Linked DNA regions of Homo sapiens: regions 2, 3, 4, 5 and 6 are each linked to region 1. Evidence: chromatin loops called from intact Hi-C (ENCODE). Cell type or tissue: CD4-positive, alpha-beta T cell. All regions are shown on one strand. Region 1 overlaps FAM217B (family with sequence similarity 217 member B). Region 2 overlaps MIR646HG (MIR646 host gene). Region 3 overlaps CDH4 (cadherin 4). Region 4 has its middle 42 kb from the start of LINC01718. Region 5 has its middle 23 kb from the start of CDH4. Region 6 holds the start of LINC02910 (long intergenic non-protein coding RNA 2910).

The links. Peaks named below come from ENCODE experiments on the same cell type or tissue, not always from the same donor. Only the 100,000 strongest peaks of a DNase experiment are listed, where the experiment ranks them.
Region 2: a loop joins it to region 1, with 19 times the contacts of the local background. A loop is called at or near these places in 10 of 110 quality-filtered maps.
Region 3: a loop joins it to region 1, with 14 times the contacts of the local background. A loop is called at or near these places in 8 of 110 quality-filtered maps.
Region 4: a loop joins it to region 1, with 7 times the contacts of the local background. A loop is called at or near these places in 10 of 110 quality-filtered maps.
Region 5: it touches region 1 in a loop (26-fold over the local background); 9 of 110 quality-filtered maps call a loop at or near these places.
Region 6: it touches region 1 in a loop (4-fold over the local background); 38 of 110 quality-filtered maps call a loop at or near these places.

Annotation. Positions count from the first base shown.
Region 1 is chr20:59,947,282-59,951,281 of GRCh38, reverse strand. FAM217B (family with sequence similarity 217 member B) reads right to left here. Exons shown (of 4, transcript NM_022106.3): 4 at 2,602-4,000. Among named protein-coding and RNA genes, the nearest start is that of FAM217B, 8.9 kb to the right of the region's middle. In CD4-positive, alpha-beta T cell, CTCF peaks have their summits at 1,780 and 1,979 (motif pointing left); DNase peaks (open chromatin) are centred at 1,991 and 2,271; H3K4me3 peaks cover 235 bases; H3K27ac peaks cover 1,118 bases.
Region 2 is chr20:60,261,159-60,265,158 of GRCh38, reverse strand. The region is part of intron 3 of MIR646HG (MIR646 host gene); the gene reads right to left. All of the region lies in intron 1 of LOC105372698 (a long non-coding RNA gene), which reads right to left. Among named protein-coding and RNA genes, the nearest start is that of MIR646, 45 kb to the left of the region's middle. In CD4-positive, alpha-beta T cell, a CTCF peak has its summit at 1,967 (motif pointing right); a DNase peak (open chromatin) is centred at 1,968.
Region 3 is chr20:61,885,765-61,889,764 of GRCh38, reverse strand. All of the region lies in intron 7 of CDH4 (cadherin 4), which reads right to left. Among named protein-coding and RNA genes, the nearest start is that of MIR1257, 66 kb to the left of the region's middle. In CD4-positive, alpha-beta T cell, CTCF peaks have their summits at 2,158 and 2,358 (motif pointing right); a DNase peak (open chromatin) is centred at 2,394.
Region 4 is chr20:61,118,653-61,122,652 of GRCh38, reverse strand. No RefSeq gene overlaps it. Among named protein-coding and RNA genes, the nearest start is that of LINC01718, 42 kb to the right of the region's middle. In CD4-positive, alpha-beta T cell, a CTCF peak has its summit at 1,794 (motif pointing right); a DNase peak (open chromatin) is centred at 1,832.
Region 5 is chr20:61,227,727-61,231,726 of GRCh38, reverse strand. No RefSeq gene overlaps it. Among named protein-coding and RNA genes, the nearest start is that of CDH4, 23 kb to the left of the region's middle. In CD4-positive, alpha-beta T cell, a CTCF peak has its summit at 2,426 (motif pointing right); a DNase peak (open chromatin) is centred at 2,406.
Region 6 is chr20:60,055,290-60,059,289 of GRCh38, reverse strand. It overlaps LINC02910 (long intergenic non-protein coding RNA 2910), which reads right to left and starts at 3,365. Exons shown (of 4, transcript NR_161293.1): 1 at 3,282-3,365; 2 at 304-383. RefSeq lists enhancers at 585-834, 541-1,342, 1,438-1,617, 1,628-1,677. In CD4-positive, alpha-beta T cell, a CTCF peak has its summit at 1,727 (motif pointing left); DNase peaks (open chromatin) are centred at 899, 1,719 and 3,369; H3K4me3 peaks cover 2,945 bases; H3K27ac peaks cover 2,813 bases.

The DNA of each region.
Region 1 (4,000 bases):
CAGCAATCCCACTATTGGGTATCTGCCCTGGTACAGTTTGGCTGTGCCCCCAGCCAAATCTCATCTTGAATTATAGTCCCCATAATCCCCACATGTCATGGGAGGGACCTCTTGGGAGGTGATTAGATCATGGGGGTGGTTCGCATGCTGTTCTCCTGATAGTGAGTGAGTTCTCCTGAGATCTGATGGTTTTATAAGGGGCTTCCCCCTTCACTCAGCTCTCATTCTCCCTCCTGCCGCCCTGTGAAGCGGTGCCCTCCGCCATGATTGTAAGGTTCCTGAGGCCTCCTCAGTCATGTGGAACTGTGAGTCAGTTAAACCTCTTTTCTTTATAAATTACCCAGGCTTGGGTATTTCTTTATAGCAGCATGAGAACAGACTAACACATACCCAAAGGAAAAAGAAGTCATTATATGAAAAAGACACTTGCACACGTATATTTATAGCAGCACAATTCGCAATTGTAAAGATGTGGAACCAACCTAAGTGCCCATCAACTGAGTGGATAAAGAAAATGTGATATATATGTACACACACTCACACACGCACATATATATAGTATACTGTGGAATACTACTCAGCCATTAAAGGGAGCTAAACAATGTCTTTTGCAAAACCTTGGATGGAGCTGGAGGTCATTATTATTATTATTATTATTATTTGAGACAGAGTCTTGCTCTGTCACCCAGGCTGGAGTGCAGTGGCACGATCTCAGCTCACTGCAGCCTCTGCATCCCGGGTTCCAGGATTCTCCTGCCTCAGCCTCCTGGGTAGCTGGGATTACAGGCGCATGCTACCATGCCTGGCTAATTTTTGCACTTTTGGTAGAGACAGGGTTTCGCCTTGTTGGCCAGGCTTGTCTCGAACTCCTGACCTCATTATTCTAACTGAAGTAACATAGGAGTGGTAAACCCAAATCTTTATGTTTTCACTTAGAAGTGGGAGCTAAGCTATGAATATGCAAGGGCATACAGAGTGACATATGGACTTTAGAGACTCAGTAGGGGAAAGTTGGGAGGGAGGCTGGCGATAAAAAACTGCACATGACGTACAATGTACACTACTCGGGTGACAGGTGCACTAACATCTCAGAATTCATCTCTATATAATTTATCCATGTAACAAAAAACCGCTTGTACCCTAAAAGCTATTGAAAAAAATAAATAAATAAACTTCAACTCCTTAGCATTCACTTGTGGAGCAGATTTTATCAGAGGCCGTGAATCATTCATTTAGGCAACCTGTTAGGTAAGCAGCCAGCCCAGTGCCTTTAAACTACGGAGAAAATAGGGCTAGATAAGCAAATGGCTTGCTTGAGGGGGAGAGGGCCTACCAGCTACTCACCCACCATAAAGGTAGTCACTCAAACTTGCAGACTTAAGTACCAGGAAAGCAGATTTCTCAAACTTTAATGTGCCAAGGATTTTGTTAAAATGCAGACTTTGACTCAGTAGGTCTAGGGAGGAGCTCACATGAAATTGTCCTCGCTTAATGTAATCTAAAGTTAAATATGTGTTATTTGTTTGCTCTAAAATCTCATTTAAGCTAGGGCAATTATTTATGACTATTCCATTTTTAATTCCATATATATTTTCCAGTATTATTACAGTAATTCCTTATACATTAAATTGCTGAAGACAAAAATATTCAAATTGCATTTTATGAAACAGGGATCTCTGTGAAGATTTTTATAAATTGATGATTTATGTTACTTCATTGAGGACGATTCTATGCTGGATACAGTGTTTTATGATGTGAGACTGTTCAATGAATCAAAGAGAATCCTCCACAGCACCTAACTGCATATGATAAACCACTGTATTCTCTGATGGCAGAGTGAAGTTAAATAAAGAACATGCTTTGGGCCTGAAGTCAAAAAGTCTTTTTCTCTCCATTTCTTTTTGATTCCAGTAAAAACCTTTTTATTTGACTAGAAGGTACTCACAGGCCAAATTCACTGCTATCTGAAAGGGTTTGGTCGCCACCTTGTGGATAATAAAACAGCAACAGCCCAAAATAATACATTTCCTGTACAAAAAAAAAAAAAAAAAAGATTTTAAACCTCCAGCGTGGTTAATTTTCAAAACATATCCAAAAACTTACTTTTTAAGCCACTGAACATTACTGCCACAATTTGGTAGACTCAAAAGAATGCACCCTATTGTCAGAGTGAAGTTAGAAAGAAGAGCAAAGGGCTTTTGAGAATGTTTGCAGCTGGAGCTGCTCAAAACTGCTATCTCCTAACCAGGCCACTTCCTTGAAAGAGATGGTACTCGTTTCCGGATATGTACATAAAGGTGCAAGTTCATTACATCACAGGTTACCTTAATTTATGCTTACTGAATTTGCATCCTGCTACCCTAATTAATCCTCAACATGGAGTAGTAAGTGGAAGAGCGACTCAAGAAATGTACTGCAATGCTTCTCTGATATATCCGGTAATGTTAACCTGTGCTTTGGCCACCCATGTCGCTTAGTGTTAAGACAGGAGTTGTAACAGCATTTCATCCTGGGCAATTCCTTTAAATAACCAGGGAGAAAATAAAGGCAAGCTTCAGAAGAGAACTGCATGAAAAGCAAAACAAAACAATACCAGAAAAATCCAGACAATATTTTTCTGCTGTTTAATTGATCTCAAGGAAGGAGAAATTCAAGTCCACAAAAACTTACATCAATTCTGTTTATCACATACAAAACTAAACATACAATATAACAGCAAATAACAAACATGCTGAATATTTTCAAGCCATTTTGAATGGTGTCCTGTACATGTACATAAATAATACATACTGCTTCTGAATTACCTTAAAATACAGTACCACCAAGAGTTATATTTCTATGTAACTACTCCATAAGTGAGCATAAAGGAATGAGGAAGTAGACGATATCCATATCAGATAAAGTAGAAAGTCTTATGTCCTTCTGAAAAGCAACACAGTAGGCCCAAGAACAACTACAAACCATTTTCCTTTTAGCTAGGAGGTATATGGCAAGACCAATGATATTCTCTTCCCCATCCTTTTTGTCACAGGGTATGAAGTCTATCCTATTCAAGTTAGTTACAAGTCTTCAGCCCATTTAGTCATCTAAGAAGTTGAGAAAGTCTAAACCTAAGTAATCACAGCAAATACTGCAAATACTGATATACTTTTAGTTCATTTTTGTACTTTTTTACATTTTTTCCATTAGATAATTCTAAGCCTAAAATATTTTTCTTTTTCTTTTTCTTTTTCTTTTTTTTTTTAAAGAAACTTGGATTGTTTTAATTGGTTTAAATGCAGGGTATATGTAAACAACTCCCCAGAAATGAGAGGCACTTCTCGGAAATACAATAACCCATGTCACTAGACTAGCAAAACACTCAGTGCTTTTGACTTGATGAATTGAATGAGTTCATGATTCAACTTTCTAATGTTGTCTACTTGAAAAATAGCAAGATTCTTATCTGCAGCATTTAATGCATTAAGATGTATTAGATAGGCATATCAGATATCATAAAATTAAAATTGTGCTTATGTTAATTCTGTAATAGACCTAACTTTAAAACACCTCATGTTATTCACTAGGAGCTATGATCTAGTCGTGACAATATTGGTTAAAATAGTCAATCTGAGGCAGAAAGTAAACAAGCAAAGTCACTTTTGCAGGCTTTTTAAACTGTATAACACATGAAATTATGACTATTCCCCAGATTATGCAACCAGCTTCAATTTAAAAAGCTGGGAACAAATATTATGAGGCGTTACTTCTCAATTTCTTTCTTTTTCTTTTTTTTTTGAAACGGAGTTTCCCTCTTGTTGCCCAGGCTGGAGTGCAATGGCACGATCTTGGCTCACCACAACCTCCGCCTCCCGGGTTCAAGAGATTCTCGTCTCAAACTTCCGAGTAGCTGGGATTACAGGCATGCACCACCACACCCGGCTAATTTTGTATTTTTAGTGGAGACAGGGTTTCTCCATGTTGGTCAGGCTGGTCTTGAACTCCCGACCTCAGGTGATCC
Region 2 (4,000 bases), 310 kb before region 1:
ACATCTCATCCTGGAGCCGGTCCCCCACCCCAAGCTTAGCCAGGGCTTGGATCCTTCAGGAACAAGGTCAAAGCCCATCCTCCTGGGTCGAAGTCATTCTCCTTGAAAGTTTTCTGCGTGTGTAAAGGCTAAAGCAACTGTTTGTTTTCCAGGTGATTTTCCTACCAACAGGGTCACCATTTCCATCATTTCCTCCGCCTCTGTCTTCTGCAGCAGCTCTGGATACATTTTACCTTTCTTATCAGTACCCAGGGCTATTTACTCCTTCTAACTAAGTGTTATAAACACAGTTTCCTCCAGCTGTATTTACTATATGCACAAACTGTTGCTTGGCCTGGGAGATACTGAACCTGCAAATGCACCATACAAAGCCTGTGGATGTAATGGTTAAAATGTTCTTGTCTCAAATGGAAATGTTTAGCTTAAATAAAAGAAGAAAACTGTCAGAATTTTGACGTGAATGTCTCTTCAGTGGAAAAGATACCTGGACGCTAAGAATTGGTGTCCCCACCACAGGGTGATGGGTTATGAGGGAGCTTTAAGGAGCATGAGTGTCTGAGAAAAATCGTTGGAAAAAAGTGTGACTTTGACCCTTCTCGGTGTATGGCAATAGTTCTGGAATGCTGGAGCTGTCTGCTGTGCCCCACTAAATCAGGGCAAACATGACCAAATGAATATGTTGCAATCATATCCCTATTATTTTTCTGTATCTCCAATTTATTCAGGGAGCAGGAAAGATATTTAACAATTACTTAGCAGCCTTCTTTACAGAACGAGAGAATGAATACAGATAACGCTGGCAAAGATTATTGAGAGCAGAATATTGAATTATCTGTGGATGGGAGCGAGCACATGAATAATTCATTCTCCCCACCTTCCGTATGGGCCCCTCCCGGGCCTGGGAGGCCAGACTGCTGGGCTGAGCTGCGCTGTGGCAGGGTATGTGTGGGGGAGGCATGCTAACATCTTGGCTCTCCCCGTTTTGCAAACAGTGCAAAGCTTCGCGTGGAACTTGCTATGCAAAAGCAACTGCATTTCAACCTTTTTGCTTTTCTGCAGAGCATATTTAATTTCTGCATTGCTGTGGACAGTAATCAGTAATGAAGTCATTAAATGCAAGAGGGGTGGAGAGAGAACTGTCTGCCAACCTCCCCCATTAAATTCAGGTACTTTGGCACATCTCTAATTAAGATCAGGAGGCTTGGGTTCCAATTGACAAAGCTCTTCATTCCCCTGATACTTAGTCAAGAGCGCTCGAGGGCAGAGCTAATACAGCGAGCAGGGTAATGGTTGGATAATTCCAATAAAAATTTCGAGTTATACTAGATTCTAGAGGTTAACTGGTACTACCCAGAGAAGGAGGCCATTTCTGGAGGTGTTGCCAGGTCTCTTCCAGACCTACAGAAAGATGTGATATTCATGAGACCGTGGCTGAGCAGTTTGCCTAGAGTCTATGGGGGCCACCTTTAGAACCCTCAGACTCAGGACCTTCTCTTATTAAACTAATGGTGCCTCCCTCTGAGCACCCGAGATCTGCAGTGTCAAATACTCCCAACTGGATTCACCCTGGGGAGAAATAAGGGGATGTATCATGTCTATGGAAAAGACCAGTGGCCAGGTAATTCCTGGGGAAATTATATTGTTTTATTTTCCACTCATTTAGATATTTAAAGAAAACATTTTGACATTTGCTGGTTATTCCAGCTTTCCCCCAAGGAACCAGGCTTGAATGCATTAATCCTAGATTTATATTTAAGAAACCCACATCTGATGTGTGAGTGTGGGGAGTGGACAGAGGGGTAGGAGAGGGCTTACAATGTTTTGACTACTGTATCTTTAAGGATTCCTTTCTATTTAGATGACTGGAAACAGAGACGAGCCCAGAGAGAAGGAGGTAGACAGAGGAGGGGAATGGGATTCACCTTTAGTGATGTTTGTGAAGTGCAGGAAAGCTCCCCATCCACCAGGGGTCGCTCTCCGAGACAGGCTCATTTTCCATCCAGAGGTGTCCTGCCTCCATGGCCAGCGAGCAGGCTTACCTGCCCACCTGTAACAGGTAGACACCTACCCAGGTGAGGACTTAATGGATTGTGAAGACCAAAAGAGCTGCAGCCACCAAATATTCAGGTTTGTTCTGTCTCCTTGCTCTGTCCATTTCCAAAAGGCCAATCACTAAGTCACCAAAAAGCCTCCAGAGACTTTGTAAATTGTCTTTCCATATGGTTTTCAGTGATGGCCAAGTTGGAAGTCATTTGCCTGCAGTAGATGCCAATCTACAGTGTTAATTTGGGAGCTGGCAGCTCTACCTCTGCCCCACTGGATAATCCAATAACAGAACCCAATAAAACTTCTATTTGAGCTGCAAACTCTAGTTAGGTCAAGTGGCCTTAAAAATCTCTATTAAGCCATATCCCTGGATTCAATGAAGCTCTCATATTCACACTAGTTTCTTTTCTTTTCCTTGTTTTTTTTTTTTTCTTTTTTTTTTGACAGAGTCTCGCTCTGTAGCCCAGGCTGAAGTGCAGTGGCGTGATCTTGGCTCACTGCAACCTCCACCTCCTGGGTCCCGGTTAAGCAATTCTCCTGCCTCAGCCTCCTGAGTAGCTGGGATTACAGGTGCATACCACCATGCCCAGCTAATTTTTGCATTTTTAATAGAGACAGGATCTCACCATGTTGGCCAGGCTGGTCTTGAACTCCTGACCTCGTGATCCACCCACCTCGGCCTCCCAAAGTGCTGGGATTGCCATTAGCCATCTTTTTAATGCACAGTTCTTAAAAGTTATTTCACTAAGGACTTCTTATACCTCTGCATCTTGAAGAGCATGGCCTGATTAAAAAAAAGTTTATAAAAATAACATTATCAGATCTACAAGTCTTATTTATTACTGAAAACAATTCATTAAAATAGTCTGTGATGGTTATAAATAATTGAAGCCATAAAGAAACATTTAGACTAAAAAGTAAGAGCTCTTCTTCCCCACCACACTCCCACCCTAGTCCTGCCCCATGTCCCTGGGGAGGGGGGCGGCTATTAAGAGTTTGTTCTACAAGTTTTTAGAGCAAAGTTGGAAAAGTTATACTTTTGTCACAATGAAAGAAGTAACCTTAATAAGACATTTTAAAATTTAATAAAGTAACCAAGAAAGCAAGTAATAAAGCAAGAGAAAGAAAATCTTGATAAAATTATCCCAAAGAACATGACCACAGCAGGAATTAATCTAAAACTAACAAAGGCAGGCGCAGAAATGACAGTACACAGCCCCTCTCTGGCAAGTGCTAATGAATGTGCACCGTAAGAAACAATAGATAACGGCGTCCTCAAGAAGCATTGGTATGTTAAATAGAGAGTTAGATGAGAATCTTGTCGTGGGGAAATAAAGATTATGGAGATAGAAGAAGAAAATAAAAGAAATGAACAGGAAACAAATAAAATGGACTAGGTGGGTGGCTTTTGACCATCCTAAAAACTTAGTTCTCCGTGTTTTTAGTGACTGCTGGATTTGCAAGGAATTGCTTTTTTTTTTTTTTTTTTTTTTCCGGCATTATTTCCAAGAAGAAGTCTCTTGGGCAATAGCAACCACATCCTTTATCTAATGGCAGAGATGGGTGAAGCTCAGCTCTTCTGCCAGAAGCAACAGTTGCAGGCCGGTACTTTACATGCATTTCCTTCTACCTCCTAACACCTGTTGGTCAACAGAAACAAGTCCCTGAGAAATCCAGGAAGGATCTAAACACACAAGACTTTTTAGATGCCCTCACCTCGTGATGCCCAACAAACTAATATCAGTCAGGAGAAGGAACTTGGAGCCAGGTAGATTTTGGTTCAAACCCCAGCTACACCACTCAATAGCTGTGTAATATTTAACAGTTTACTTAAACTCTATGATACATAAGTTACACACACATTCACACTCACAAAGGTGGGAGGATTCCACCAATAGGATTTCACAAATAGCTATTTAATTCATAGAGAACTAAGGATTAAATAGATATTTGT
Region 3 (4,000 bases), 1.9 Mb before region 1:
CATCCATGCATCCATCCATCCATCCATCATCCATCTGTCTGTCCATCCATCCATCATCTATCCATCCATCATCCAACTATCCACTCACTCATCCATCATTGATCCATCCACCCATCCATCATCCACCTATCCATCCATCCATCCATCATCTATCCACCCATCATCCATCCATCCACTAACTCATTCATCATCGATCCATCTACCCATCCATCATCCATCATCCACCATCCACTTACTCATCCATCATCCATCCATCCATCATCCATCCATCATCCACTCACTCATCCATCATCTATCCATCCATCCATCCATCCATCCATGCATCATCCATTCATCTATCACCCATCATCTACCCACCCATCCCTCATCCATCATCCACCATCCACCCACCCATCCATCATCCATCATCCACCATCCACTCACCCATCCATCCATCCATCCATCCATCCATCCATCCATCCATCCATCCATGCTTTAAAGAGACCTCTCCTTATGTCAGGTGGATTACAACCAACCAATAAGGAAGCTGAGGTCCTCTCATCCATCCATGAGATAAGGAAACTGAGGGAGGTGAGAGAGGCTTCTACGGAAGTGCAAGGGGAGCTGGTTGAGGAAGGAAGGTGGGGGCTCACTAGAGGGAGGAGGGAGTGATAGCATGAGCTGCAGGCACAGCAGGGCTGGGGCAGGAGGTATGAGGTGCATGGTGCAGAACAGGGCATTGTTGGGGGCTAATGCAGAGGCCGTGAGGGAGGGGAGAAAGCCAACAATGGGGAGAGAACAATAAAAAAGCATGTTCCTGTTCACTATTTCAGTGACTGGTGTCACACTGCGTGGTCAGTGGAGCTCATATTTCTTTACCATTTACGGAGGGGAAGACTGAGTCCAGTGAGGGCCAGGCAGTCCCATGACCTCCCCAGTTCTACACAGCTGACCAGGGCAGAGCGAGGGGACCGGTCAGGGTCCCTGATGCTGTGTCAGTCTGCGCTTCAGGCCTTTGTTATGGATGGGACTCAGGCAGCACCAATGATGTCCATGGTGACATCAGCCCGATGCCCGCTGGGTCTCCTGAATGTGGGATGGACATCATGGAAACAGCAGAGCTGGCGCCACCCTTGACTGGCTGCTCTTGGCAACCTCAGGGTCAGGATCTGCCTTCTAACTGTGGACCAATGTGTGTCCAGACATTCGCTGGGCCTGAGGCCTTGGACTTCATGGTACTACCCATAGCAGAGGTCCCTTCCCCAAGGTTTCTGTGCCTCAGGATCCCAACAGAAAGAAAATGTGCCCTCCTGTTCATCAAGGCAGAGACCAGCCAGCCCACCTCTGGAAGCTTCCCCACCCTGGCTGTGTTCTCCTTCACCTGTGAGCACCCGGCCCTCCCTTGCAGCGGCTGGACGGAGCCTGAAGGTTGGCTCTGCCTCTAGGTAGGAGGCTGCAGAGATGGGCTGGGGACGGTGCCAGCAGCGGTGGACAGGCTTGCCAATGAGAACCCAAATGTCAGATACCCATGCCACCTTGGTGAGGGGCCGGGATCCTGCCTGCGGAGTCTCATTTCATCCATGTCCCATCTGTGTGTACCGGCAGTGGCGGCGGCTCTGCAGGGATGTGGCTGCATCTCACTTCAGTCCCCGCTCCCCCAGGAAACGGAATCAGGTTTTCTGACAGGGCAGCAGGCAGCCTCGCTGTGGACACTCTTCATTTCTCACCCAAGTTTCTCTTGTTCTTTACAAATCCGATTTTCTTCCCCCTCCCAGGACAGATTTGGAAATTGAAGCTGCAGGGGGCTCTCAGCAGCCTCTTTCCTGGGCGTGATGTCCCCCTCAGGAGGTGCCCCACTGCCTGCCTGCACCGGCCCCCCTCGGCCACCCATCCTGCAGCGTAGGGTCCCCAGGCTGCTCTCAGCTACATGTTTATTTGGCTGTGGCTGCCTCCTCCCGCAGCATGGCACCGCCAGAAGGACCAGACTGGAAAACAGGAGACTGACACGGGCCGGCAGGAAAGGGAGGGATCCAAGCGGAGAAGAATGTCAGCCTGCAGAGAAACTGCTGTCACAGACTTGCGGCATGACATCATTCTCCAAGTCTCCATTTCTTCAGTCATCCAATCAGAGCCGGTTCATGGAAGCCACCCCTGGCTGTGGTGCTTTCAATGTATAGGAAAGAAATGTATTCTTTTCTATATATTGAAAATAAATCAAGCATCGTAGAAACCCAGAGACATGTACAGTGTATTGTGTGTGTGCATGTGTGTATGCGTGCTTGTGCACGAGTGTGCATGCCTGTGTGTGCGTGTATACACACGTGTATGTGTGCACCTCTGTATGCATGTAAACCCACATGTGCATGGATGTGCATGCGTGTTGTGTGTGTGTGTGTGCAGCTGACTGCCACTAGAGGGCAGCTGGGTCTTGATTTCGAGAGGCAGGGCAGGGGTGTCTCCTGGCTGGGTAGGGGCAGGAAGCTAGACCCGCAGGAAGGAAGAACTCTCCCAGGGGACCCCCGGAAGCAGCCAGTGGCCTTCCCGTTGGCAGGGCTTCTGAAGTCCAGGCAGGGTTGGCCTGGCTCCCCTGGGAGCACTGGGGAGGTGGGGTCAGGCTCCTGACCTCATCACTGTGCCCATCTCCCCCTTTTCTGGGATGTTCTCTGGGGTGAGAGGGTGGGTGGGCAGGACCCAGGCATGTGCTCATGAGGCGGTCATGGGAGCTCCTGCAAACAGGCCTCCTTGCAGACGTGGCTGATCTGCATGTAGCGGGCCTGGGCTGGCTTGGCTGGAGGTTTCGACACATTTATCTAAAAGGCTTACATTGGGCTGCTCCCTTTGCCCTCAAGTGCATTTCATTCCTGTGAGGCGGGCAAGGGGAGCCCCACGTTAACCACAGGGCAGGGCCCTGTTCTCAGAAGTGTCTGGCACCTCCTCCCGGTGCCCCAACAGGCCTCGCTGTGTGCAGTCCTCCAAGGGCCCGTGTGGCACAGGGGCACGGCGCCCTCCCACTTTGCAGAAGATGAAGGCCTGGGACTTCCCTGAGGTCAGGGGCTGGTGAGTGCTCTGGAGGCCAGCAAGTGTCTCCCAGCCCTCATAGGACAAACAGATGACCCAGGACTCAGCTCTGGACCAGCGTCCCAGCGTCCTCTCTCCATAGCTGACATGTGCAGCCTCTGCTCCCCACGTCAACCCTCGATGGAGGTGTCTGGGCGGGCAGCGGGAGTCCTGCACAGCTGGGTGTGCCCTGCTGGATGCATGCTCCTGTCCTGGGCTGGGGCCCCTACCCTTCCTGCTTCTGCCAGGTGCAGAGAATTCATTAAAAAGTGATTTGGCCATTTTCAAGTTCAAGAGGAGGGAAGAAAACCACAGTGGGCCATCCCTGGGGTTTTTGCTCACCTCCCCATAGCTCAGCATGTAAATTTTGCAGAACAGCCATCAATAATGCAGGCGGCCAGCCTGCCCTAGAAAGGCATCAAAGCTTCCTGAGTCGAGCGTGCCCTGGCCATACCCAGCATCGGCTGGCCGGCTGCACAGCCAGTGAGGCACCCTGGCAGGAGCCACGCCTGGAACTCAGATCCTGAAGTTCTCCTGGATGCTGCCCCCACCCCAGCCACCATCTAGGGATGGTCTCATCTGCCAGGCTGCAAGCACGCCTCCCCCACCTGCTCTGGGCTCTCTGCACCTAGAGGCGGTACATATGGGGGTATAAAAGGAGTCCCAAGGCCCTGTAGCCCAGGCTTGCAGATGCCCTGCATCCCTTCCTTCTGGGTGAGCCAGAGCCAGTCCCAGCACGACGGCGGCTGCTGCTCTGGGAGCTTCTCCAGCTCCTCTCAGGTCAGCGCTGTTCCCACTGCTTCCTCCTGGACCACACACTCCCCAAGGGCCTTCCCTGCTGTCACTGCTGGAACCTCCATCCCCTTGGAAGCTGCGAGATGGAGCAGACAGAGATCTGGGTCCTGCTCTCCGTCTCATCCTCAGGCTGCACAGCACCTGGGGTCTGTCCGGAGCCTGAGAATGT
Region 4 (4,000 bases), 1.2 Mb before region 1:
GTGTTTGTCCCTGCCACAAAGGGAGCATAAGTGTGTACACATGATGATATTTCCAGATGTGGAATTTCAATTAATTAGACAGAGGGTTCTCTGGGGTCAGCGTCAGTGTAGTCAGCTGAAAAAATATCTCCCAAGGATGTTCACATCCTCATCCCTGAAACCCATGACGATGTCACCTTACTTGGCAACAGGAACTCTGCAGGTGGGATTAAGGATCTTGAGATGGGACATCATCCTGGATCATTTAGGTGGTCCCAGTGTCCTCATAGGGTTCTTATGAGATGGGGCAGGAAGGTCAGAGTCAGGGAGAGATTGGAAGATGCTGACTTTGAAGATGGAGGAAGAGGCCAGGAACCAAGGAGTGCAGGCGGCCGCTAGACTCTGGAAAAGGCAGGAAACGGATTCTCCTGCAGAGCCTCCGATGTAACACAGCTCTGCCCACACCTTGATTTTGGACATGTGACATCCAGAGCATGTAAGAGAATAAATTTGCATTGTTGTAAGTCACTCCCTTTGTGGTGGCTTGTGACAGCAGTGGCCGGAGACTCAAATGGTCAGCGTGTAGAGCACAGGCACGGACCTGCTCTCGCTTGATGGAGCGCCCACAGTGCTCTTCAACCCTGCCCTCTGCTCCCTCTTCCAAACACAAAGCAAAACTACTCACTGCGGGGCGGAGGTCCAGCTGTGGGCAACAGGGCCGGGCACTGGAAGCTAAGCCACACAAAAAGTGACCACGTGAGTCTCAGAGCATCACACTTTATCCCCAGCCTGGCTTTATTATTCCTTGTTGCACATTTCCCCGTGCGACAGGCTGTGCAGCTTTGCTTGGGTTGTCTCTTTCCTAGGGCATGGATGTGCAATAAAGCCAGAGGTTCACTCTGCTTGTGGCACGGCTGCCTCTTCAGTGAGCATCTGCTGGGCACATAGTAGCTGCTCAGTAAATATTTGCTGAGTGAGTGATGGTGTCCTGCTAATGAGATCAACATCTCCAAGGAGAACCAGACTTTTGGCCGTGTTGTATCATTCTGATTGTATCCGGATCAAAATTAAATAAGGTACACAAGGCAAAGTTTGTCCTTGGCAGGATGTGGCCCCTCCTCAGGTGAAGCCAGGCTTCCCGCCTGAGCCCTTTCAACCCCCTGCTTTTCCTTCCGCAGCCCAGGACAGGGGTCATGCTGTCCTGGAGGAAAGTGCTTTCTGGGGGGTCCTCTGGCTGGATCTGATTTCTAAACATTTTCATTAAGGACATTCTCCAAGGTGCGCATTATCACCCCAGGTAGCAAGTGCCGGCTGCTCTGCCTGGAATCACTTTGGTTAGCCCCTGAGCCGGCCGGATCACCATAGCTCTGTGTAGTTCAGATCCGTGTCAGGGTCCTGGAGAGCGTCAGGCCTGTTTGGAATCACCCAGGGCTGTCACTCAGGGTGAGACCGTGAGCCTGTGCTGTAACTCGGGGAAGGTGGCCAGGTCAGGGAGCCATGGCCTTTCTCAACAGAAGCCACTTCATGCTCTTCCTCTGGAAGGTGTAGCTTTTGCTGTGGGGGTGGCTGTTCTAAGTTCTCCCGGGTGATGGTCTGAATCTTGCTGTCAAGCGATTGGGGAAATGGTGGGAAAGTGTGTTACTGCTCATTTCTGGGGCCGTCTAATGCCTCCTGCTGGGTGGTTGCAGAAGGGCTCATTCTATAAAGGAACCCCTGAGGCTGGGTCATTCATAAAGAAAGAGGTTTAATTGACTCACAGTTCCACAGGGCTGAGGAAGCCTCAGGAAACTGACGATCAGGGTGGAAGGTGAAGGGGAAGCAAGGACCTTCTCCACAAGGTGGCAGGAGAGAGAAGTGCGAGCAGGGGACACGCCAGACACTTACGAAACCATCAGATCTCTTGAGACTCACTCACTATCATGAGAACTGCATGGGGGAACCGCCCCCATGATCCAGTCACCTCCCACTGGGCCCCTCCCTAGACATGTGGGGATTATGGGCATGACAATTCAAGAGGAGATTTGGCTGGGGTCACAGCCAAACCATATCAGACAGCAAATAGGTGAAATCAAAATAAAGACTAAGTACAGTGAATTACAAAACTAAGCAAAACTGAAACAGGTGGAGTGTTGGGTGCTGAGGTCCTGGTTTCTTGTGTGCATAGAGATAATTTGTTTGCTTAAGACTTTATTTTTTATTAATGTTATTTTTAATGAACATTTATGGGGTACAAAGTGATGTTTTGATGGATGTATACAATGTGGACGGGTTAAGTCAAGCTAATTAACATATTCGTCTCCTCACTTACTTACCATTCTTTGTGGTGAGGCATTTGGAATTTGCTCCTAGTCATCTTGAAGAATTAATTTTTTTAGAGTTGTTTTAGGTTTCCAGCAACATTGAGCAGAAGGTGCAAAGATTTCCTACATAGTCCCAGCCCCCACATACGCACAGCCTCCCCTGTTATCAACATCCCCCACCAGATGGTATACTTGTTAACAAGCAATGAACCTATGCAGACACACTGTAATCACCCAAAGTCTGCAGTTTATATTAGGGCTCACTTAGTGTTGTAAGTTCCACGGGTTTGGACAAATGTATAATGACATGTATCTCCCATTATAGTATCATAAAGAGCAGTTTCACTACCCTAAAAGCCCTCTGTATTCTGCCGATTCATGCCTCCCTCCTGCTGACCTCTGGCAACCACTGATCTTTAGATCGTCTGTGTAGATTTGTCTTTCGCGGAATGTCATGTAGTTGGAACTCTAGGGTGTATAGCCTTTTCAGCGTGGCTTCCTTCACGTCGGAATGTGCATGTAGGTTTCCTTCATGTCTTTTCCTGGTTTGACAGCTCGTTTATTTTTAGCCCTGAGTAGTATTCTATTGTCTGGATATTCCATTGCTTGTTTATCCACTCACCTGCTGAAGGACATCTTAGTTGCTCCCAAGTTTTTGCAACTATGCATAAAGCCGCTATAAGCATCTGTGTGCAGGTTTTTATGTGGACATACGTTTTCAAACTTCACTTGGGTAAATGCCAAGGAGGGCGATTGCTGGATCGTATGGTAAGAGTATGTTTAGTTTTACAAAATACCAACATACTGTCTTCCAAGTGGCTGTCGCATGTTGCGTTCTCAGCAGCGATGAGTGAGGGTTCTGTTGCTCCACATCCTTGCCAGCATTTGGTGTCATCCGTGTTCTGGACTTTGGCCATTCTAGCAGCTGTGTGGTGGCATCTCGTTGTTGTAATTGGCATTTCCCTGATGACGTAGGATGTGGAGCATCTTTTCATGTGCCGTTTGACATCCACATGTTTGTCCTCTTTGGTGATGTGTCTCTTAAGATCTTTGGCCCATTTTAAAAATTGGATTATTTTCTTACCATTGAGTTTTAAGAGTTCTTCCTCTACCAAATATGACCATTAGAGCTAGGAAATAAACTCCAGAGGAATGTCAAAACATTGACTCAAAATGACCCCCATTCTGTTAAAAAGTCAAAGCTCAAAGACAATGCAAACCAAGAAAAGTCCTTCTCTGCAGGTTGTCAGAGCCTTGTTCTGAGGCTTGGTGGCTCTGAGGAGAGAGGCAGCGGTGCTGGAGGAGAAGGAGCCTGTGGTGAAGAAGGGCTGCAGCTGCTAACTTCATGGAAACACAGGGGCTGTTAGGTACCGCCCGCAGGAAATAAGGGTTTTGTGCTGGAGTTTGCCTTTGTCCCCAGCATTGGCTGGAATCTGGCAGGAGGTGAGTATTAATGGCATCTTCTATGGGGCACTTATTAGGTGATGAGAACTGGGCCAAGCCCCTTTGCGTGAATTGGTTTGTTTAACAGCCCTCGGTGATACTCTTCTCTCTCCCTTGTTGCAGGTGTGTAGGCAGATGCTGGGGAAGTGGGTCACTTGCGGGAAAGGGCAGAGCTGGGATTCACCCCGACTCTGCCAGACTTTCCAGCCCAGGTTCTTCGCTGTGTCATTGTTTTGTGTCTGCCTCACAGGATATGAGACAGATGAAGTGGTTCTGGT
Region 5 (4,000 bases), 1.3 Mb before region 1:
GCAATGTTTATTTGTGCACTGTTGTGGTTTTACTAGGCAGGAGGTCTGTTGCTGGAACTTTGATGCAGTTTGCCTTCTCTGTCTAGGGAATCCTCCTGCCAGCCTAGCCCCAGGCCCCCGGTGCCGTGCTGAGCTCAGAGTGGACACTCAACATGCCCTTTGCTCGGCAGGTGCCAAGTGTGTGGAGGCTGGGCCTGGTGGAGATTCCAAACAGGCCTGTGGACTTGACCTTGGATACACCTTGCTCAGAAGCAGGGGAGCCATCATTTGGTCAGCCTAACCCTAGGCATGGAGACTCCTTCACAGCATGGGGAATGGGAGCAGGGTTGGGAGAGGAAGAAGAACATTCTAGAAATTTGCTGCTGTTTTACCAGTTGGGGCAGACAGGCATCGTGGAATTTGCCGATACAGAAAAAGCCCTAAAAGGCGTTTTAAAAATGAAAATATCACTTACAGTCAGTAAAATTTACCCTTTTAGTGTGCAGTTCTGAGAGTTGTTAAATGCTTCAGTAGTTTGTTGTTGTTGTTTTCCTTGCTAAGGGACACTTGGATTGTTGCCAGTATTTGGTGATTACAAGTAGGACTAAGGTCTGTTATCAACACATGTCTATTGTATAGACATATATTTTGTTTCTGTTAGATAAACACCTAAGAGTAGGGTTGTGGGGTCATGTGGCAACTCTGTAGGCTTCACTTCATAGGAAGCTCCCAGACTGGACTGTTTTCCATAGTGGCTGCTGTATTTTGCATTCCCACCAGTAATGCAGGAGAGTTCCGGTTGCTCCAAATCCTCCTCGGCACTTGGTTTTGCCAGTTTATTGTTTTGTTTTAGCTGTTTTTTTTTTAAATTTCCCATTTATTCTAATAGGCATGTGACATGTCTCACCAGTGGCTTTAATTTGCATTTCCCTGGTGGCTGACAGCGCTGAACGCCTTTGCATGTGCATATTTGCCATCTGTATATCTTCTCTGGGGAAGTGTCTGTTCAAATCTGTGCTGCTCTCCAGGCATGGGACAAGGACAAGTGCCCTGTCTGCAGCAGTTATCTTCATTATCAACACTGTGGGTGGGCCTAGACACCCGGAGCACAGGGACATAGCAGGCCAGAGGGGCCTGGCTTGCAGGGCAAACACCGTTAAGACAGAAGACAGAATTCCTGGCAGAGACTGTGTGGTTGGGGGGACATCCCACATTCCGTGGCGGGATCTGGAAAGGCTTCCGGAAGGAGACAGCACTGAGAGGAGAGGCCGCAGAGCAACCCACGCAAAGGCAATGGGGAGTGCAGCAACCTGGGCTGGGCTGGTGGCAGGGAGGGAGGGGAGAAAAGCAGGTGAGCAACAGCCCTTCCTGGCCTCAGCTGATTGACCTAGCATGGACATGTGACCTGGAGGCACGCTCCCCATTGGGCAGGAGTAGCCAATCAAGGTCTTCCTTCAGAGAGTCCAGAATTGAGGTCGGCAGATGGCTTGGGAACCAATGGGCCACGTGGGGCGTGGAGTGTCCTTCTCCCTCCTGCCTGCACCTGGCCAGTGAAGGAGAAGCAGAGGTGAGGCAGCCACAGGGAGTAGGAGTCCGACATTTATGAAAAACAACAAACATGTTAAAAATAAATAAATTAATGGCTTTATTATGAAGTTCAGGAGCCAGATTGCTTAACTCTGTTACTTATTCTTAAACACATTATCAGGCTGGATGCGGTGGCTCACGTCTGTAATCCCAGCACTTTGGGAGGCAGAGGCAGACGGATCACTTGAAGTCAGGAGTTCAAGACCAGCCTGGCCAACATGGTGAAACCCTGTCTCTACTAAAAATACAAAAATTAGCCAGATGTGGTGGGCATCTGTAATCCCAGCTACTCGGGAGGCTGAGACAGGACAATCACTTGAATCTGGGAGGCGGAGGTTGCAGTGAGCCAAGATCACGCCACTGCACTCCAGCCCGGGCTACAGAATAAGACTCCGTCTCAAAAAATCAAAACAAAACAAACAAGCGACAACAACGAAAACCTCCCACATTATCAGAATTTCCCTGGAATGGGAATATATATATATATATATATATATATATATATATATATATATATATATATATATATATATATATATATATCCTTTGTTTCTCTAGTTCTCCTATACAAATATTAGGTTGATCCATTTTTTGATGTCTAAATGGTAATTTCTTAGGGTTCTGTTGAACATATCAATAGACAGGCATGCATTTATTAATTCTCTTCAATTCATAGTTTGCTACTGCCTGCAAATTCCAACATAGCTTTCAGATACACACAGAGCTCTAGGAACAAAATGAGGTGGTGATTTACAAAGACCTATTTTTTTCCATTCCAGTCTCGCCCAGAGATGCGCACAGCCGGTGCGCCGTGGCTCTCGGACGCTAGGTGGCGCTGTCTGCAGCTCAGCGTCCTCGCCCCGCCGGGCTTGAGGTGCAGCCGCGCCTGCAGGGGGTTTCAGAAGGGGCATCAGCAGTGATGCGTCCCGTCCTTCCCCAGGCCTGGCTAACAAGGAGGAAGGAAGAACACATTCCCAAGGGAAAAGAGACACTGCGAGAATCACAGACCAACCGGTTGCGGGAAAACTGCGGGGAGAAAGAAATTTACTTGCAAAAAAATGGTGAAGGGCAAATAAAGTATTGAGCTTGTGCAGCATAAATAAAAAGGCTTTGGTTTTATCTCTGGGAAGTAAGAACAAAATAGAAAGTTCCCATCTCAAAAAGCTCAGACTTGTGGGAATAAAACCTCTTTCCCTTTTGCATTATAGAACAACGCCACAATTTCCAGCATCGTCCAGAGACTGCAAAGGACTCACCTGAGATTGCAGGGCCCAAAATGATCTCCTCATCTGGGGCCTCTTTATAGTTCATGTATATTCAATCAGCAGAGCTCTGGTTCTACGCAGCGAGAGCATGGAGGCATGCGGCTTCCCAGGGTCCCGCCCAGAGCCCAGAGCCCAGAGCCCAGAGCCCGGAGCCCAGAGCCCGGAGCCCGGCATCAGGGGTTCTCAAATGCTTGCTGTATGAATGGATGGATGAATGAACAAAACGAAAAAGAGCATCCTAATACCATTAGCTCCACGTTCAAGTGAAGTAGCTCTAACTTGCAAATCTGTAACTGCTACAAAAAATCCAGCTCTGTGATAAGCCTGCTATTTACACGATCGTGATTTATATCCTTGCTATCATTACAAATTCAACATTTTGCATCTTCTGGTCCATAGCACTTCCTTTTTTGGCTCTAATGATGACTTACACACATTGCATGATGGGCCAGGTGCCTCTCCAGGCACCATCTCACTTAATGTGTAAAATGGTCCTGTGGAGTAGGTATGCTAATGACCTTGACATTGCAGGAGAGGCTTTGCGGTGCCGGGGTGCATGTGGGTGATCTGAACAGGGCCAGTGGACTCCAGAGCTGTGTAAGTTTCCTATTGCAGCTGTGACAAATTACTGCAAATGATACGAAGTTACCAACTCCAGGTTCTGGAGGTCGGAAGACTACAATGGATCTTGCTGGGCTGAAGGCTCCAGGGAGAATCCATCCAGTTTCTAGAGGCCGCTGCATTTCTTGGGTCATGGCCCCTTCCTCCATCTTTAGTAATCACTCACTCAAGTTCCTTAATCACATCTGCAAAGTTCCTTTTGCCACGTGAGGTACCATATTTCACAGGTTTTGGACATTAGGGTGTGACTTTTTTTGGCGGGAGGCATTATTCTGCTGGCCACAGGGACCCCTCTTGTGGTTTTTATGTGGGCTCTGCCCAAGCCTTGTAACTGTTATTTCCAGTGGCAATTTTATATCCATTTTATTTTCACAATTTGCCTCTCTACATCCTCCCATTGGCTTTTGAGTATTTTCCAATTTCTAGCTATGAAAATAGTTGCCTCCATTTTAAACGCTCCCAAAACACTGTATGCATTTTTCACATTTTGAATAGACAATATCCTAAACCCATCCACCCATTTAAAATCGTTTGCTATTACTCCATTG
Region 6 (4,000 bases), 110 kb before region 1:
CGTGTGTATATGTGTGTCCATGTGTGCATGTGTTCCTGTGTGTGCATATGTGTTCCTGTGTGTGCATATATGTACATACGTGTGTGTCCACAGCTGGGTTGTGAGAGTCACACAGCAGGAAACAGGTGTTCCCTGACTGCGTCCCCAGAACGTATTCTCCGAGGGCCTCTCAATGACTCTCTGCTGGCCTCACTTTCAGGCCCCCACGCTGGGTCTTATCCCACCTCTCCCTGCCCTCGGCTCCTTCTTTGCACAGGTTCCCATTCACCAGAGGCCCCCGGCTTCCTCCCCACACCAGGTTACCTTGGGAAGTGGGAAAGCCGGAAGAGGAGACCTCACAGCAGAGCCTACCAACAGCTGCTCAGTGGCAGGACCCAGGGCGGCTGCAAGGAAATGAAATCCCCTCTCACTTAACAGCCTAATAAGGATTTGAACCTGAGTCTGCCAGGAATTTCAGTTTAACTGCTTTCTCAGATGTGAAGAACATGTCTGGGCTTTCAAGCATGCCCCAGGGAGGAGCCGCGACAGGCTGAAGGGGAGGATGGCGCCTGTTGCTGAGGCTCCACCTGCCTGAGCTTCTCTGTGAGGCCCCGGAAAACAGCACAGGCCTGGCAGGGGAGCTAGATGTGCAGATGAGAGGGGGCAGCCGCCCCAGGAGACCAGCGCTTGTTGCGGGGAAATGATGTCAGCAAGACGCAGCGGCAGCAGCAGCAAGGAGTCACTTAAGGACATTTCCAGCTGCCCTGGGCAACCTGATCCTCCTGGGAGAGGGGCCCACAGACTCAGAAGGGCTGCAACGCTCAGAGCCCAATCCTCAGGGCTGCGCACTTAGCCAGACAGGCTGAGCTGCATGAAACTGCTTTGTCATTCACACTGGGCCATTCACACTCTCCCAAGTGGAGTCCTCACCCCTGATCTGCCGGTTGGTGGCCAGGCCCAGGGCCCCTCACTTCCTCCTTCCGCCTCATGTGTTCTGCTCAGCCACATTGGCCTCCTTCTAGTTCTTCAACAAGAGGCTCATCCCCCTCCCAGGGTTTGCTCTGGTGCTCCCTCTGCCTGGAGTGCCCTTCCCAGCTCCTCACAGGTGCGGCTTGTTCTGGGCAGTCAGGTGCTTCAGGCTTCCCTGCCCCCCTGCCACCAGCCTCCTATTTAATTTCATTCTTGCAGCTGGCCCTTTTCTACTTTGTCGTGTTTAACTCCCTACCATTTATTTTTCTCCTCTCTCCCTGGAAGGCGAGCTCCCTGGTCATCGTGGGCCTTCCGTGTGTTTCTCATGCTGCGTCCTCAGAGCCTAGAGGCATGGAGTAGCTGCTCACTGAATCCTCACAGAATGAATGAATGATTGACCACACCCATCACATTAGGCCTTATGGGATTATTATCAAGAACGCCCTATTTAATGATGGGGACATGCTGCCCCACTTCCATCCCTGGGCCTTGGTGCACAGGCCAGAAAGTCCGAGACAGACCATCTGTCCTCCCTACAGGGGACCAACTTGCACAAACAAATGGGCATCAGCACCCACTGGGAGCAGCCGTGACCCCTGGGTCCTCGGTACCAGCCACAAAGCCAGTTCTGAGTTTGTTCAGAATCCTGCTTAGAATGAAGGATGCTCCTACACCAGAGATCTCTTAATACGACCACCAAACACCACGGGATTTTCAAAGGTAGCTGCCACAGCCGCCGCACACAAGCTCTGTTCCTGGCTTGCTTCTGCCATCTGCTGGCCAGTTGATAAAAGGCACCGGGGGTTATTTTCCAGTCTCTCTGAGGCTCTTGTTTTGTGGGAGGAACTCATCACCACCTTTATCTTCACAAGGGCTGCTTGGCAGACCTGTCCCATAAGTAGTGCAACTTGGGAAGATCCTAGGCCTCTTGTGGGTAGGGCAGTCATCCAGTCCTGCATCTTATGACTTCACACGTTACAAACGTTAACTTGCTAAACACTCAATGTGAAACCTAGGAGTAAGGGACAATTATCTTTACTATCTACAAACAAGGATGTTCAGGCACAGAGAGGCTCAGTACATTGTGCAAAGTCACACAGCTACAGAGTTGTGAAGCCGAGATTGGAACTCAAGCAATAAGGCACTTTGATGGCAGGCACCTTAATGGGGGGTGGGGGAACACCCTTTACCAACAACCATGCAAATGGCCCAGGTGCTCCTGTGACCCCTGATCCCAGGGGCTCCACCAGAGCACCAGAGAGAGAGGGATGTGGGAAGAGCAGAGGACAGAAGAGGACACGTGCATCTAACCACTCGGAGGACAGGAGAAGGCACCCTAACCTTCTGAGCTGCCATCTTCCAATCAGGAGGAGGGGAGCACTGGATACATAATCTCAAGGCTTTCCCTACAGTTCTCTCAACAGGACAGACAGGCAGGGGTGCACAGTGGTTAGAGCACAGGCTTTTTGGTCAGACAGAACTGGGTTAAAGATCAGACACGTCCACTCACTCTCAATGAGTCCATATCTGTAAGCCTAAGCTTCCGTCCTCACACATGTTGATAAAAGAAAAAGAAAAAAAAAGGCCAAGTGCAAAGCTTTTAGCATTGTTTCTGGTTCAGGGTATGGACTTAATACTGTTTTCTATCATTATAACCACACTAAAGGCTCTGAGAAGTCCTGCAGGAAGGAAAACTACTTGTCTTTATCTCAGCCATCCCCAAGCTAGCTGCCCACAGAGCCACCATGGAGCCCACAGCTCTGTCACCCCACAGGGCCCATGTGCCTGGCCCATTCATGTTCCCTCACACGGGAGCCTCAGGCCCCAGTGGAAACAGACTCAGGAGACAAACCCAGGCCTCCTGCTCCCAGCTCCCCACTCTGTCCTTCTGCTTCTACATCCAACTACCCCCAAAGCAGTTTCTACAATCCATAAACAAAAGAATTCAGAGACAATTCTCCAGGGCTCCCAAGACGACATATTTCATCTGTGGCTTCTACAGTGCTTATTTGTCAGTTTTACAGACCAGAGGCAATTAAGAGTCTAAGGCCGAGAAGGCTGTTTTTAATAATTCTGTCATTATTCTCAATTTTCAGCACCACCACACATGAAAAACCCATTTCCAATTCCCTTAAAGGTGTTAAATGGTTTTTGCACTGTGTTGCAAAAGTTTGCCGTCCGCCAAACTGCTACAAAGTGGGCTTGTAGCGTCCGGTCCTGAGCTGTGGGAACGACTTGGTCGGGGCTGATCCGCTGGAGCCCAGCTCTTTCCCCAAGCGTTCAATTCCCAGCACATGCCGCGTGGGTCACTGTGGATTTCAGGGTGGACTCACCGCGCTGCTGGGTGTTGCAGTCCACGCGATTTCACAAGACTCCATGCAGGACACCTCCACCCGGCCCAGGCTCAGGCAGGATATGAACAGGAAACCACTGTTTCCTGCCGATCAACACCCAGGAACTGATGAAGTAACCCAGTGCCCAGCCCCTCTGACAGCCACAGAGCCAAGAAGAGGGAAGTGAGGTGGCATCCAAGGCAGCCCCTGAAAGAACTAAGCAAGGCAAGTTCAAGGGGTTCAGGGCTCTGCAGCAGCTGATGGGGAGCAGGGAGGAGCATTCCGTTTTCAGGGCATTGAAAGTCCTTGAAAGGAGAAAATTTTATAAGGAATGACAAGGCCTGGATGCAGAAGGTGGGAGACCCCTGCCCTTGATAACCGTCATAGTTACCAATGACAACTATGATAAAGAGATGACTTTCTGTGGCTCCCACTTGCTGCCCTCTGTGGTTCCAGGCACATCACAGAGAACTCTTCATTTTCATGAGGCCCCATAAGGACATCCCTATTACTATGATCCTTATCAATATCCTGATGTTACAAATGAGGGAACCAGGACACAGAGACGCTGAGGAACTTGTCTGAAGTTACATGGTGGAGACATAGCCTGGGACGCAGCAGTGAGAGGGACAGACGAGCCCTGCCCCTGTGCACCAAGCCATCTGCTGGGGACGCAGAAATCAAACAGCTCGTGGCTGCCCTTGTGCCCAGCGCTGTGG